Regions from separate parts of the Homo sapiens genome. Here region 1 is linked to region 2. Evidence: chromatin contacts called from ENCODE Hi-C or POLR2A ChIA-PET data. All regions are on one chromosome and are shown on one strand. The core of a region is the stretch at or near the end of the contact, and the rest is flanking DNA. Distances in the headings are between cores, read along the strand shown.

The links. Hi-C counts contacts between places; a loop is a spot of excess contacts on that map. ChIA-PET counts read pairs that join two places held with the same protein, here RNA polymerase II (POLR2A). Pooled maps may share reads with other maps.
Region 1: a map of MCF 10A shows a loop between it and region 2 (8-fold over the local background). The contact joins the promoter of MYCBP here to the promoter of RHBDL2 in region 2. A Hi-C loop is called at or near these places in 4 of 168 maps with a recorded cell type or tissue (HCT116, MCF 10A, PC-9 and 1 more) and 3 of 50 pooled maps. POLR2A ChIA-PET finds 5 or more read pairs at or near these places in 9 of 52 experiments (CD4-positive, alpha-beta T cell, MCF 10A, PC-9 and 5 more).

The regions. Positions count from the first base shown.
Region 1 is chr1:38,868,379-38,874,597 of GRCh38, reverse strand. MYCBP (MYC binding protein) reads left to right here and starts at 1,250. Exons shown (of 5, transcript NM_012333.5): 1 at 1,250-1,307; 2 at 1,508-1,580. The coding sequence starts at 1,293. It overlaps GJA9 (gap junction protein alpha 9), which reads left to right. Exons shown (of 2, transcript NM_030772.5): 2 at 1-529. The coding sequence ends at 47. All of the region lies in intron 1 of RRAGC-DT (RRAGC divergent transcript), which reads right to left. All of the region lies in intron 1 of GJA9-MYCBP (GJA9-MYCBP readthrough), which reads left to right. RefSeq lists an enhancer at 1,694-2,216.
Region 2 is chr1:38,939,232-38,945,446 of GRCh38, reverse strand. RHBDL2 (rhomboid like 2) reads left to right here and starts at 3,617. Exons shown (of 8, transcript NM_017821.5): 1 at 3,617-3,765.

The sequences.
Region 1 (6,219 bases), core at 1-2,500, 68 kb after region 2:
CGAACAATCTCATTGGTAGGCGGGTTCCCACAGATCTTCAGATCTAAACAGCGGTTGGCTTTTAGACATTATATATATTATCAGAGAAGTAGCCTAGTGGTCGTGGGGCACAGAAAAAATAGATAGGGGCAGCTCTAAAGACCAGCTGTTAAGACAGACAACTGCAAACTCATTTAAGCAAGAGAAAAACAGCTCTAATTCGAGATTGTGAAGCAACACTTCTAAATTCAAAGACATAGAGTTGTCAAATCAGGATTTTTTTTTTTTTAAATGATATCCTTTCGAATGTAACTGATTTTGGGAAAATCACATGTTCAGAATTGAGGCTAAATGGTTTGATCAGGTTTTCTCTTTGAAGAGACCACAGCCTTAGGAAATGGTTCTTGATCTATACAATTCCACCTTGGACACTGGGTTAATTCTGTTTGCCCCTGGAACACAATCACGTAAGTTTCCTTCTAGACTGGCATCCTGATGTGTCTTGAGTATAATCACATGTTGCTACCTAGTAAATAAAATCTTAAGAAGATCCGTGGCTTTCCTTCACCAGTTCATAGCATCGTGATTCATTGCCCGGATTGGACTCGACTCTACTCACTGGACATCTAACCACTCCACTTAATTAACAATACCCACCCTACAGGGGTGTTGTAAGGATTAAAATTTAAAATACCCGTGTTTTCTACAGTGCCTGGCTCAAAAGCTACTGCAAGCTCGTTACTGCTCATCCTCCAGAGGCCCACATCAAGTCAGCCACGACTCAAGGAGACTCCAAAGATAAAAGCTGAAGCCAAAATATATGATTCTAAACACCCTCCTCGGCTACTGCAAAGCACTGTGAGCACTTTCTCAGGACGAGAGCCAAGAAGCCCAGCACCTATGGGTCACCACAGTTTCCGAGGTCCCAGATGAAAAAGATGCGCTCGCTACCACCGTGCGGCGGTCCTTTCTCTCGCAATAGTCTCAATGCTCCCGGGCCCTGCCTCCGGACGCCAGGACAGAGGTACCAAAATCTCACCTCCTGCAAAGAAACCTAATTGCTACGGGGGCCGGAAGAGGAAGAGGTGCGGCTCCGACAGCCAGAGGGGCGGGCATACGCAGCCTCCCTCGGCTCAGCCTGCTACTGGGGATGCAGAGCGTCCTGGTCGCCATGAAAACAGGCCACACCTCGGCGATCCCGGCCGGTGGTTTGCAAGTGCGCAGGCGCGCGCCCCCTTCCGCGCATGAGCAGTGCTGCTCCCAACCCGCCAGTCGCGGTCTCCGGCGCCAGCTACGCCGCTGCCGCTGTCACTATGGCCCATTACAAAGTGAGGGGGGCGCGGCGTGGCTGGGGGCATGCGGGCGGTAGCAAGCCGCTGGTCGGCTCTGGGTGGGAGTGGGGTCGCGCGCGCAGGTTTGGGCGGGAGGGCCCCGAGGTAGTGAGGCGGAGGCGGGGTTGCCGGACTCCCAGCGCCTTCTTCCTGCTCGGCTCCCGGGCTCTGGCCACTGACCCCCGGTGTCTCTTCAGGCCGCCGACTCGAAGCGTGAGCAGTTCCGGAGGTACTTGGAGAAGTCGGGGGTGCTGGACACGCTGACCAAGGGTGAGCCTGGGCTAGGAGAGGGTACCTCGTGCCCTCGTCGTGCTCCCCGGCGCTGCCCCGTTCCCCAGCGGGCCGTAGCGTGGGGAAGGAGGGGAAACAGATGGGGCCCGTCCGGGGTCCAGCGAGGTGGGCCTCGGGGTTCAGCAGGGACCTGGCTGCTGGACGCCGCCCGGGTGGGGTAGCCTAGCTCCGCTACCCTTCTCCGCACCGGGAGTGAAACTCTTGCAGCTGTTGCAAAGTCTCTTCAACTTCCGTTGCTTTGCCTCCAGCAGCCGCAGTGGACATGTTTGCCAAGGACCTTCAGATCCCAATTCCTCCCACCTTACGGTTTTTATGGAGTCCTCAGAATCTTGTTAAGAAAGTTTCCCTCCAACAAAGAGCAACTGGAAAAATGACCGAATTTCCAAGTGGGCTATGAAGTAGCTGAGTGAGCCTAATCCCCAAAGTAGGAGATTCATAGCGAATTTGGCTGTGGCTTTTCAGCCCCCATTCCTTAGTCTGTCTGTGTCAATTCTTATTTTGTGTATATTTCATAAAGTAGAATTACAGCTTAAAGAGCTCGAGGGCATATCAAGGTGGTTACATTGTTTTCACTTTTTAAAATGAAAGCTTACTGTTAACGCTGTATCTCTTCATTCGTGGCTTCAAGATCTAAGTTAAGTAGATGAGTAAAGTGTTGGAAACAGGAGGATTTCAAGGGGTAGGGTACAGTTTACTTTATTGGCTTAGCACTAATTTGAATGCCTGCTATGTGTCACTCAACTCACTGGGATATTCAAGGGTGTAGAATGGAATTGTTCGCAGGGATGAGGACTTGGGTCATATGAAACTAGGAAGTTTGGGAAGTGGGAAATAAATTGGTAACTGCCCTTTGGACAGAAGCAAAGTTTAGAGGAAAATTCTAGGAGCATAACTCCTGGGTCTTAGAAGAAAGAAGGCTAGTAATTTTGAATTGCTACCTATTTGGGGTTCAGATAATAGTTTACCTCTTTGCAAATAAACTTCAGCAAGTCTTAAGGGACTACTCTGTGAAAGTACTGTGCTATGTTGTCTCTGAAAGTGTCACAGATGCTTTGAATGTCATTCCGTCTAAAAACTCCTTACGTTCATTTCTTTCATTTAATAATTTTACTCAGGTGTCTGTTCTGCACACTGGAGATAAGCAGGGGAGGATAAAAGTCTCGGCTCTCATAAGCTTATATCCTAGTTGAGGGAGAGAAATACATAAATAAATATGTAGTGTCAGCTAGTGGTAAGTGGTACAGATAAAAATACAGCAAAGTTAGGGATAAAGAGTAACAGGTGAGGCCAGGCACGTGGCTCATGCCTGTAATCTCAGCACTTTGGGAGGCTGAGGTGGGTGGACTGCTAGAGGCCAGGAGCTCAAGACCAGCCTGGGCAACATGGCAAAACTCCCATCTCTTAAAAAAAAAAAAAAATTGCTGGGCATGGTGTGTGCCTGTAATCTAGCTACTGTGGAGGCTGAGGTGAGAGAATCACCTGAGCCCAGGAGGTCAAGGCTGCAGTGAGTTGTGATTGTGCCACTGGGCAACAGTGACACTCTGTCTCCAAAAAAAAAAAAAAAAAAAAGTGACAGGTGGGATGTGTGTGTCATTTTATATAGGGTGATGGGGGGAAGGCCTTTCTTAAGAAGTAATTTTTGACCAGAAACCTGAAAGAAACAGAGTTTCAGGAAGTCTAAGGAGGCCAGAGTGGTTGGATGGAGCAAGTGAAAGACTGAATGGTAAAAGGCAGAAAAATGACAGTTGTAGGCGGTAACTGACTACACAGAAGATGTTGCCCAGGCTGGAGTGCAGCGGCATGATCTCGGCTCACTGCAACCTCCACCTCCGGGTTCAAGCGATTGTGTTGCCTCAGCCTTCCAAGTAGCTGGGATTACAGGCATGTGCCACCATGCTTAGCTAATTTTTTGTATTTTTAGTAGAGAGGCGGTTTCACCACATGGGCCAGGCTGGTCTTGAACTCCTTACCTCAGGTGATCCGCTCACCTCAGCCCCGCAGAGTGCTGGGATTACAGGTGTGAGCCACCGCCCTCCACTAGAATTTAACCTCTCAATCTCCTTAGATTTCCAGGCTCCTAAATAACATCAGCCAACACAGTATTGATGTGATTTATTAAAAATTTGATTTTCAGCTCCAAACATAGGTGCTTTACACAATTCTATTTGTTTTTTTTTTTTTTTTTTTTTTTTTTTTTGAGACGGAGTCTCGCTCTGTCGCCCAGGCCGGACTGCGGACTGCAGTGGCGCAATCTCGGCTCACTGCAAGCTCCGCTTCCCGGGTTCACGCCATTCTCCTGCCTCAGCCTCCCGAGTAGCTGGGACTACAGGCGCCCGCCACCGCGCCCGGCTAATTTTTTGTATTTTTAGTAGAGACGGGGTTTCACCTTGTTAGCCAGGATGGTCTCGATCTCCTGACCTCATGATCCACCCGCCTCGGCCTCCCAAAGTGCTGGGATTACAGGCGTGAGCCACCGCGCCCGGCCTCTATTTGTTTTTACTTTTTATTTTTTTTGAGACAGAGTCTCACTCTGTCACCCAGGAATGCCTGGCCTCAAGTGATCCTTCTGCCTTAGCTTCCCCAAGTGTTGACGTTACAGGCGTGACCCACTGTGCCCAGCCTCACAAATTTAATTTACATATATATATTTTTTCGAGACAAGGTCTCTGTCGCCCAGACTGGAGTGCAGTGGTGCAGTCATGTCTCAGTGCAGTCTTAATCTCCCAGGTTCAAGCAATTCTCCCACCTCAGGCACCCAAGTAGCTGAGACTACAGGCACGCACCACCATGTCCGGCTGATTTTTAATTTTTTTTTTTTTTTTTTTTTGAGACGGAGTCTTGCTCTGTCACCCAGGCTGGAGTGCAGTGGTGCGATCTCTGCTCACTGCAAGCTCCGCCTCCCGGGTTCACACCATTCTCCTGCCTCAGCCTCCCAAGTAGCTGGGACTACAGGTGCCTGCCACCATGCCCGGCTAATTTTTTTTGTATTTTTAGTAGAGACGGGGTTTCACCATGTTAGCCAGGATGGTCTCAATCTCTTGACCTCATGATCTGCCTGCCTCGGCCTACCAAAGTGCTGGGATTATAGGCGTGAGCCATCATGCCTGGCCAATTTTTTTTTTTTTTTGTAGAGTTGGGGTGTTGCCCAGGTTGATCTCAAACTCCTGGGCTCAAGCAATCCTCCTGTCTTGGCCTCTCAAAGTGCTGGAATTTCAGGAATGAGCCACTTTGGCCTAAATTTTTACAGCTTATTTCCAAGATGATTTGAAATAGTTTATAACATTAAAACACTATGAAAGGATGGCTAAAGATGATAAATCATTTGGAAGCTGAAGCATTTTAGCTATTTTGAGCGCTATATCAACCTCTAAAAATCCTGGCTGCGAAGGCAAAAAGGGGAGCATGATTGGGTATAGAGTTCTTGTCTGATTACAAGGAAGTGCATTTCATCTATAGAACAGCACAGGAAACTTTGTATTTACAGTATCTTCTGCAACTATCAACCTTTCAAGTACCAGTGACAAATGAGAAGCTGAAAGAAATGGGGTGGGGGAATAAGAGGAGGAGAGAGTAGAGTATTAATATTCATGTCTTATAAAATGAGGATTTGGCCAGGTGTGGTGGCTCACACCTGTAATCCCAGAACTTTGGGAGGCTGAGGTGGGTGGATCACCTGAGGCTGGGAGTTCGAGACTAGCCTGACCAACACAGAGAAACCCCGTCTCTACTAAAAATACAAAATTAGCCGGGCATGGTGGCACATGCCTGTTATCCCAGCTACTAGAGAGGCTGAGGCAGGAGAATCGCTTGAACCTGGGAGGCGGGGGTTGTGGTGAGCCAAGATTATGCCATTGCACTCCAGCCTGGGCAACAAGAGCAAAACTCTATCTCAAAAAAAAAAACAAAAAAAAAAAACCAAATGAATTTCTCAAAAAATAGTGATTTTTTCATACTGTATATTATTTTGGTAAGTTATTAAAACTCTAAAAGAACAAAAGGGAAGTATGTAAGTTGGTTTACAACAGGACTTAACTTGGGGTCTAGATATCTATCACTGTTTTTTTGTTTGTTTGTTTTGTTTTTTTGTTTTTGAGACAGAGTCTTGCTCCATCGCCCAGGCTGGAGTGCAGTGGCACGATCTCGGCTCACTGCAAGCTCCGCCTCCTGGGTTGACGCCATTCTCCTGCCTCAGCCTCCTGAGTAGCTGGGACTACAGCCGCCCGCCACCACGCCTGGCTCATTTTTTGTATTTTTTAGTAGAGACGGGGTTTCACTGTGTTAGCCAGGATGGTCTTGATCTCCTGACTTCGTGATCTGCCCGCCTTGGCCTCCCAAAGTGCTGGGATTACAGGTGTGAGCCACTGCGCCCAGCCACATTTTTTTTGTGTGTGTTTACTTTTTTTGCTTTTATTAGATTTTTCAAAGGGTTCCATGCACAAAAAGGCCAACCACTGATTTAGAGTTTTTTATCTAAGTAGTAAATTCTAGGAGGAATTTGTTCCATAGATGAAGAGCAAGGCAGTGCTCATATGAGTGATTAGATATGAAACCACTCAAGTATATCTTATTTTAATGTTGATTTGAGCATGTTGACTACTGGTAAAGTTTTTGGTTGGTG
Region 2 (6,215 bases), core at 2,368-4,867:
GAGTTAATATCTTGTATGACTCCCTTGCACAGGTGTGCAGTAATGAATCTGTTATGCTTTTCTCTGTGACCCTTTATAATGGGGAGGGAAGAGCTCACCCATTCTGCCCATACAGCATTCCCTCAAGTCTTGTCTTAGGTCCTCTTCTTTCTCTCTAATTTCTCTCCCTGAGTGACCTCACCCACTCCCATGGCTTGAGTTGTCATTTCTGTGCAACTCCTAAATCTCTTTTTTCCAACTGTTTGCTGACTCCTCCCCCAACCCCCCCATCCATTCTCTGCCTTGTTCTGTGCCTTGGGGCACCTTGGCCTCTGGCTTCTGGTTGAGTTTAGCTAATGAGAGGAATCAGGAATAGGAAGCTGGAGACTAAAGTAATTGGGATATTCCTTCCTCTGTTTCCATTCTGCTCCAGTGGGGGCTGCCTTCTCCACAACTGTGGCTCTGCCAGGGGCCCTTATCCACAGCTCCAGCTCCCGCTGGATTCAGTGAATGTTACATCTTCTCCTTGTCCCTTCAGGCCTAAGGCTTCCCACTGTCATTCATCCCTGGATATTCAACATCTCTTAATGACTTCCTTTACCCTTCCCAGATCTTCAAATCTAGCTGAAGATGCCTTCTCCTTCCTGCTGGTACCCTGACTGATACATAACTCCTGTCTATCCCTGGAGCAACTACTCCTTGAACATCTCCGCAGGTGCCTCTGACTCAACAGGTCCAGAACAGAATTCATTTCCCCCCAAATTGCTTTTCTTCCTGATCCTGAAATTTTTTTTTTTTTTTTGAGACGGAGTCTTGCTCTGATGCCCAGGCTGTAATGTAGTGGTGCCATCTCAGCTCAATGCAACCTCCGCCTTCCAGGTTCAAGCAATTCTAGTGCCTCAGCCCCCCGAGTAGTTGGGACTACAGGCATGTGCCAACATGCCTGGCTAAATTTTTGTATTTTTAGTAAAGACGGGGTTTCACCGTGTTAGCCAGGATGGTCTTGATCTCCTGACATTGTGATCCTCCCGCCTTGGCCTCCCAAAGTGCTGGGATTACAGACGTGAGCCACCTCACCCAACTCTTTTTCTTTTGAGACAGAGTCTCGCTCTGTCATCCACGCTAGTCTGCAGTGATGTGATCTCTGCTCACTGCAACCTCCGCCTCCTGGGTTCAAGTGATTCTCCTGTCTCAGCCTCCTGAGTAGCTGGGATTACAAGCATTCGCCACCATGCCCAGCTAATTTTTGTATTTTTAGTAGAGACAGGGTTTCACCATGTTGGCCAGGCTTGTCTCAAACTCCTGACCTCAAGTGATCCACCCATCTCGGCCTCCCAAAGTATTGGGATTACAGGCGTGAGCCACCGCGCCTGGCCATTCTTCCTGATTTCTCAATCTTGTTTGTGGTCACCACTATCAACCTAGTTAGTTATTCCAGCTGGAAATCTTCGAGTCATCCTAGATTCCTCCCTTACTCTTTAAGTCCCATCAATGGTACTCCCTTAGCATCTCTTGAATCTCTTTCTCTCACTCCCACCCCCACTCCCTAGCCAATGCCTTGATAAGGCCTACATTATCACTTGCCCTGACTCATGCAACCCTGACTGGTTTTCTTGCCTCTAGTCTTGCCTCCTTCAAACCCTTCTTTACACTGCAGGTCTCAGTGAATTTTTTTTTTTTTAAGACAGGGTCTCACTCTGTCATCCAGGCTAGAGTGCTGTGGTGTGATCATAGCTCATTGCAGCCTCAACCTCTTGGGCTCAAGCTGTCCTCTCACTTCGGCCTCTGGAGTATAGCTGGGACTACATGTGCACACTACCATTGCCCGGATAATTAAAAAAAATTTGTTTTGTAGAGACAGGTGCCACTATGTTGCTCAGGCTGGTCTCGAACTCCTGGGCCTAAGCAATCCTCCAGCCTTGACCTCCCAAATTGCTGGGATTACAGGTGTGAGCCACCACACCTGGCTCCAGTGATCTATTTTAAATGCAGTCTGATAGTTTGTGTCCCTTGTTTAAGGCCTATCTGTGAGCTAGCAGGGTGTGGTGTACCACCTGTAATCCCAGCGCTCTGGGAAGTCAAGGCGGGAGGATCTCTTGAGGCCAGGAGTTCGTGATCACCCTGGGCAACAGAGTGAAATTCCATCTCTACAAAAAATTTAAAAACTGGCTGACCATGGTGGTGGGTGCCTGTAGTCCCAGCTACACAGGCAGCTGAAGTGGGAGGATCACTTGAGTCCAGGAGTTCAAGGCTGCTTCAAGCTATGAGTGCACCACTGCACTCTAGCCTGGGTAACTGAGAGAGATCCTATTTTTTCTTTTTTCTTTTTTTTTGAGATGGAGTCTCACTCTGTTGCCCAGGCTAGAGTGCAGTGGCGCAATCTCGGCTCACTGCAACCTCTGCCTCCCAGAGAGACCCTGTATTGCAACAAACAAACGAACAAACAAACAAACAATCTTTCTATGACTCCCCAGAACCTATAGGACACAGTCCAAACTGTTTACCAAGGCACACAAGGCCCTTCATGATCTGACACTCCCTGCTCACAATTCTGAACTTTGAGTAGTTCCTGCTGAATTCCGTCCCTTCCCATGGCCTTTTCTGTCAGCCTGTGCTCCCCTTCTGTGTGCTCCCCGCTTACAATTCTGGAAAACCCCTGTTCACCTTTCAAAACCCATCTTGTATGTCATGTCATCTAGGAGCTTTTCCAGAACACTTCCACACAGGGGGATTCCTCTCTGGTCCCTTCTGCCTGAATTTTTTTTTTTTTTTTTTTTTGAGACCGAGTTTCGCTGTTGTTGCCCAGGCTGGAGTGCAATGGCGTGATCTTGGCTCACTGCAACCTCCGCCTCCCGGGTTCAAGCGATTCTCCTGCCTCAGCCTCCCGAGTGGCTGGGATTACAGGCATGCACCACCATGCCCAGCTAATTTTGTATTTTTAGTAGAGATGAGGTTTCTCCATGTTGATCAGGCTGGTCTCGAACTCCCGACTTCAGGTGATCCACCCACCTCAACCTCCCAAAGTGCTGGGATTACAGGCGTGAGACACCATGCCTGGCCACCTTCTGCCTGAATCTTGAGCAGCGTCTACTTAGAGCTTCATTCTTTGTCTTCCTAGTAGAGTAGGAGGTCAGGGACCCCGTTAATCTACCTCTTCATCCTCAGGGCCTCACACAAGGCCAGTTATTCTCAAAATGCTTTGAATGAATAATCAGAGCTGGCAAAGCTATTTCACCAGGGGCCATGGTGTCACCAATTCTTCTGTGGACTAAATCTCTGCTGAGGATCGTCAAGTCACCCACCCTGGTGCCCAGTACAGGCCTGGCTTCAGACTGGAGCATAACCAAATGCAGAGTGATAGAGACCACCCGGTTGAGGCGTCAGAGAGCTGAGAGTGGAGAGCAGGGGACCCAGGCATGAAGCAGGAGGGCAGGACTTGGAGGAGGAATGGAGCTCAGTGTCCTGGAGAAAGAGCAGAGGCTGCCACCGGCTCCCTGGCTAAGACCCAAGCAGGCGAAGAGGAGGACTCATTCATCCAGGGCCAGCCCAGGAGCAAGACTGCCAAGCAGGCCGGCCCAGCCCAGCTGGGAGGGGATTTCCTCAGCCTCCCTCCTCCTGGGCTGGGCAGCTTTGGAACCTGTCTGGAGGATTTTTGTTTGGGGAGGGACGGAGGAGCGCCTGGCAGAGCGGGATCTTCAGGGCAGCGGGCAACCCCTTGGCCCAGGAAGCCTGGAACGCAAGGACCGGAGGGCGTGGGCTGGGACGCCCCTACCTTGGTCTTTCAGGGTAAGATGTGGGAGCTGGGAGGGAGTGGAGGGAGTCCTATGTCAGGACAAGGGGGCGGCAGCAGGAAGTGCAGGGCCGAGGGGTGCTGTGCAGGAAGGAGGAGGGACATGTGGGGTGCTTCGCTGGTAACCCCCCTTCTGGAGTGACCTCCTGGTGTGGCCGCTTTGGATCCTGCTACTTTCATTTTAAAAGTTGGCAGCATGTTGGGCCAGGAGTCAGGGGCTATCTTCCCGAGGGAAATGGCAGGGAAGGGCTGAGGATGAGGACAGAGTAATTCCATTCCTCTTCCCTGCCCTTCACACTGGCTTTCCCTCCAGCCATCACGTTCTCCCCAGCACCCCCTACCCTCCTAAGTTTTTCTAACTCCAACTAAGCCAGTTCCTAGCCCTTTGCTGACCTGGACACTGGAGACCACAGCCAGGGAGACAGTCTCCACTTCTACCCGCAAGGCGGCTCCTCCAGAGTTATTTGTTTCCTTCTTCCTGGTGTGGGTATCAGAGAGATTTCACTCAATCTTTCATTTATTCATTAGTGTTCATTTGTTTATTCATCACTGTTTGAGCATATACCTGGATTCTCTGGAGGGAGGGCTGCGCAATTTCTGCTCCTCTTGGGAATAAGAAAACTGAAACTTATTGCTCAAACATTTGATGGTCATCTACAAGCTGGTGGGCAGCATGGCAGAGCAGAAAATTATTTTGGAGTCACAAAGACACTTGGCTTTTTATCCCATATCTCCTGTTTACCTCCTGAGCCTCAGTTTCCTCAGCTATAATTTTTTTTTAAAGAGACAGGGTCTTGCTACCTTGCCCAGGCTGCAGTGCAGTGGCTGATCATAGCTTACTACAACTTCAAACTCCTGTGCTCAAGCAGTCTTCTTGCCTCAGCTTCCTGAGTTAACTGAGGCACGGCGGCCAGCTCAAAATGATATTTTTATGAAGATGACAGGGAACAATGCATGTTGAATACCAAGCTGGGTGCCAGGCTCATTGTGGAGCCTTCCTAAACACCTGTGCTTTTCCCTTCCTCTTTGACTGCCTTCTTGCCATGCCTCTCCCTAACCAGCAACTCCCTCACCTTAGGCTTGTAAAGATATGCTAGACAACCCCTGGCCTTGAAAGCACGTAGGCAGCGTGTAAACAGAACTGGCCAGTGACGGGTGGAGTGGTGAAGGGAGAGGGAAGGTTGGGTTCCATGGCTCGCTCCCAGTGATTTGGGAGGCCGAGGCGGGAGGATTCCTTGAGTCCAGGAGTTCGAGACCAGCCTGGGCAATAAAGTGAGGCCTTGTCTTTAAAAAATAAAATAAAAAAGAAGGGAGAGCCACATAGGCATGGGATTAGGGAAGGTGTCAGGTGCTGGTTTGTGGTAAAAATACTGGACCAGGGCTGAGTCCAGACATGCTGTGTTTCTGAATTTGCACACTCAACACTGAGCAAGTGATGGGAACCACCAATTCCTAAACTATGGATGCAGGCTAAGGGCTTTTAAATGCATTCTCTTATTTAATCATAATCCTCTTATGATATTATTATTAACCCTATTTTATAGATGGGGAAATGAAGATACAAACAGGTTAAGGGATTTGCCTAAGGTCACATGGCTAATAAGTAATGGATCCAGAATTCAAGTCTAGGTCAGACTCTAAACTCCATGCTTTTTGCTCTGGTGCTTGCTGTCTTTCAAGTTTCTCTGTATTAGAAAGACCAGGCTGGGGGCGGTGACTCATGCCTGTAGTCCCAACATTTTGGGAGGCTGAGGTAGGAGGATTGCTTGAAGCCAGGAGTTCAAAGCCAGCCTGGGCAACAAGCGAGACCCTGTCTCAAAAAAAAAAGAAGTCCTGGCACGGTGGCTCACGCCAGCCGTAGTAATCCCAGCACTTTAGGAGGCCAAGGTGGGAGAATTGCTTGAGTCCAGGACTTTGAGACTGGCCTGGGCAACACAGTGAGACCTCTTCTCTACAAAAAATAAAACAAAATTAGCCTGGTGTGGTGGTGTGCACCTGTAGTCTCAGCTACTTGGTTTTTTTTTTGAGGTGGAGCCTCACTCTGTGGCCCAGGCTGGAGTGCAGTGGCGGCATCCCCATCTCAGTTGATTCTCTCACCTCAGCCTCCTGAATAGCTGGGACTATAGGTGCACACCATCATGCCCAGCTAACTTTTGTTGTTGTTGTTGTTGTATTTTTGGTAGAGACAAGGTTTCATCATGTTGCCCAGGATGGTCTTGAACTCCTGGACTCGAGTGATCCACCTGCCTTGGCCTCCCAAAGTGTGGGGATTACAGGCATGAGCCACCATGCCTGGCCCATCTCAGCTACTTTGTAGGCTGAGATGGGAGGATCATTTGAGCCTGAGACGCCAAGGCTGCCGTGAGCTGAGATCAGGCCGCTGCACTCCAGCCTGGGTGACAGAGCAAGACTGTCTCTCAAGGAAAAGAAAAAAGAAAGACCAAAA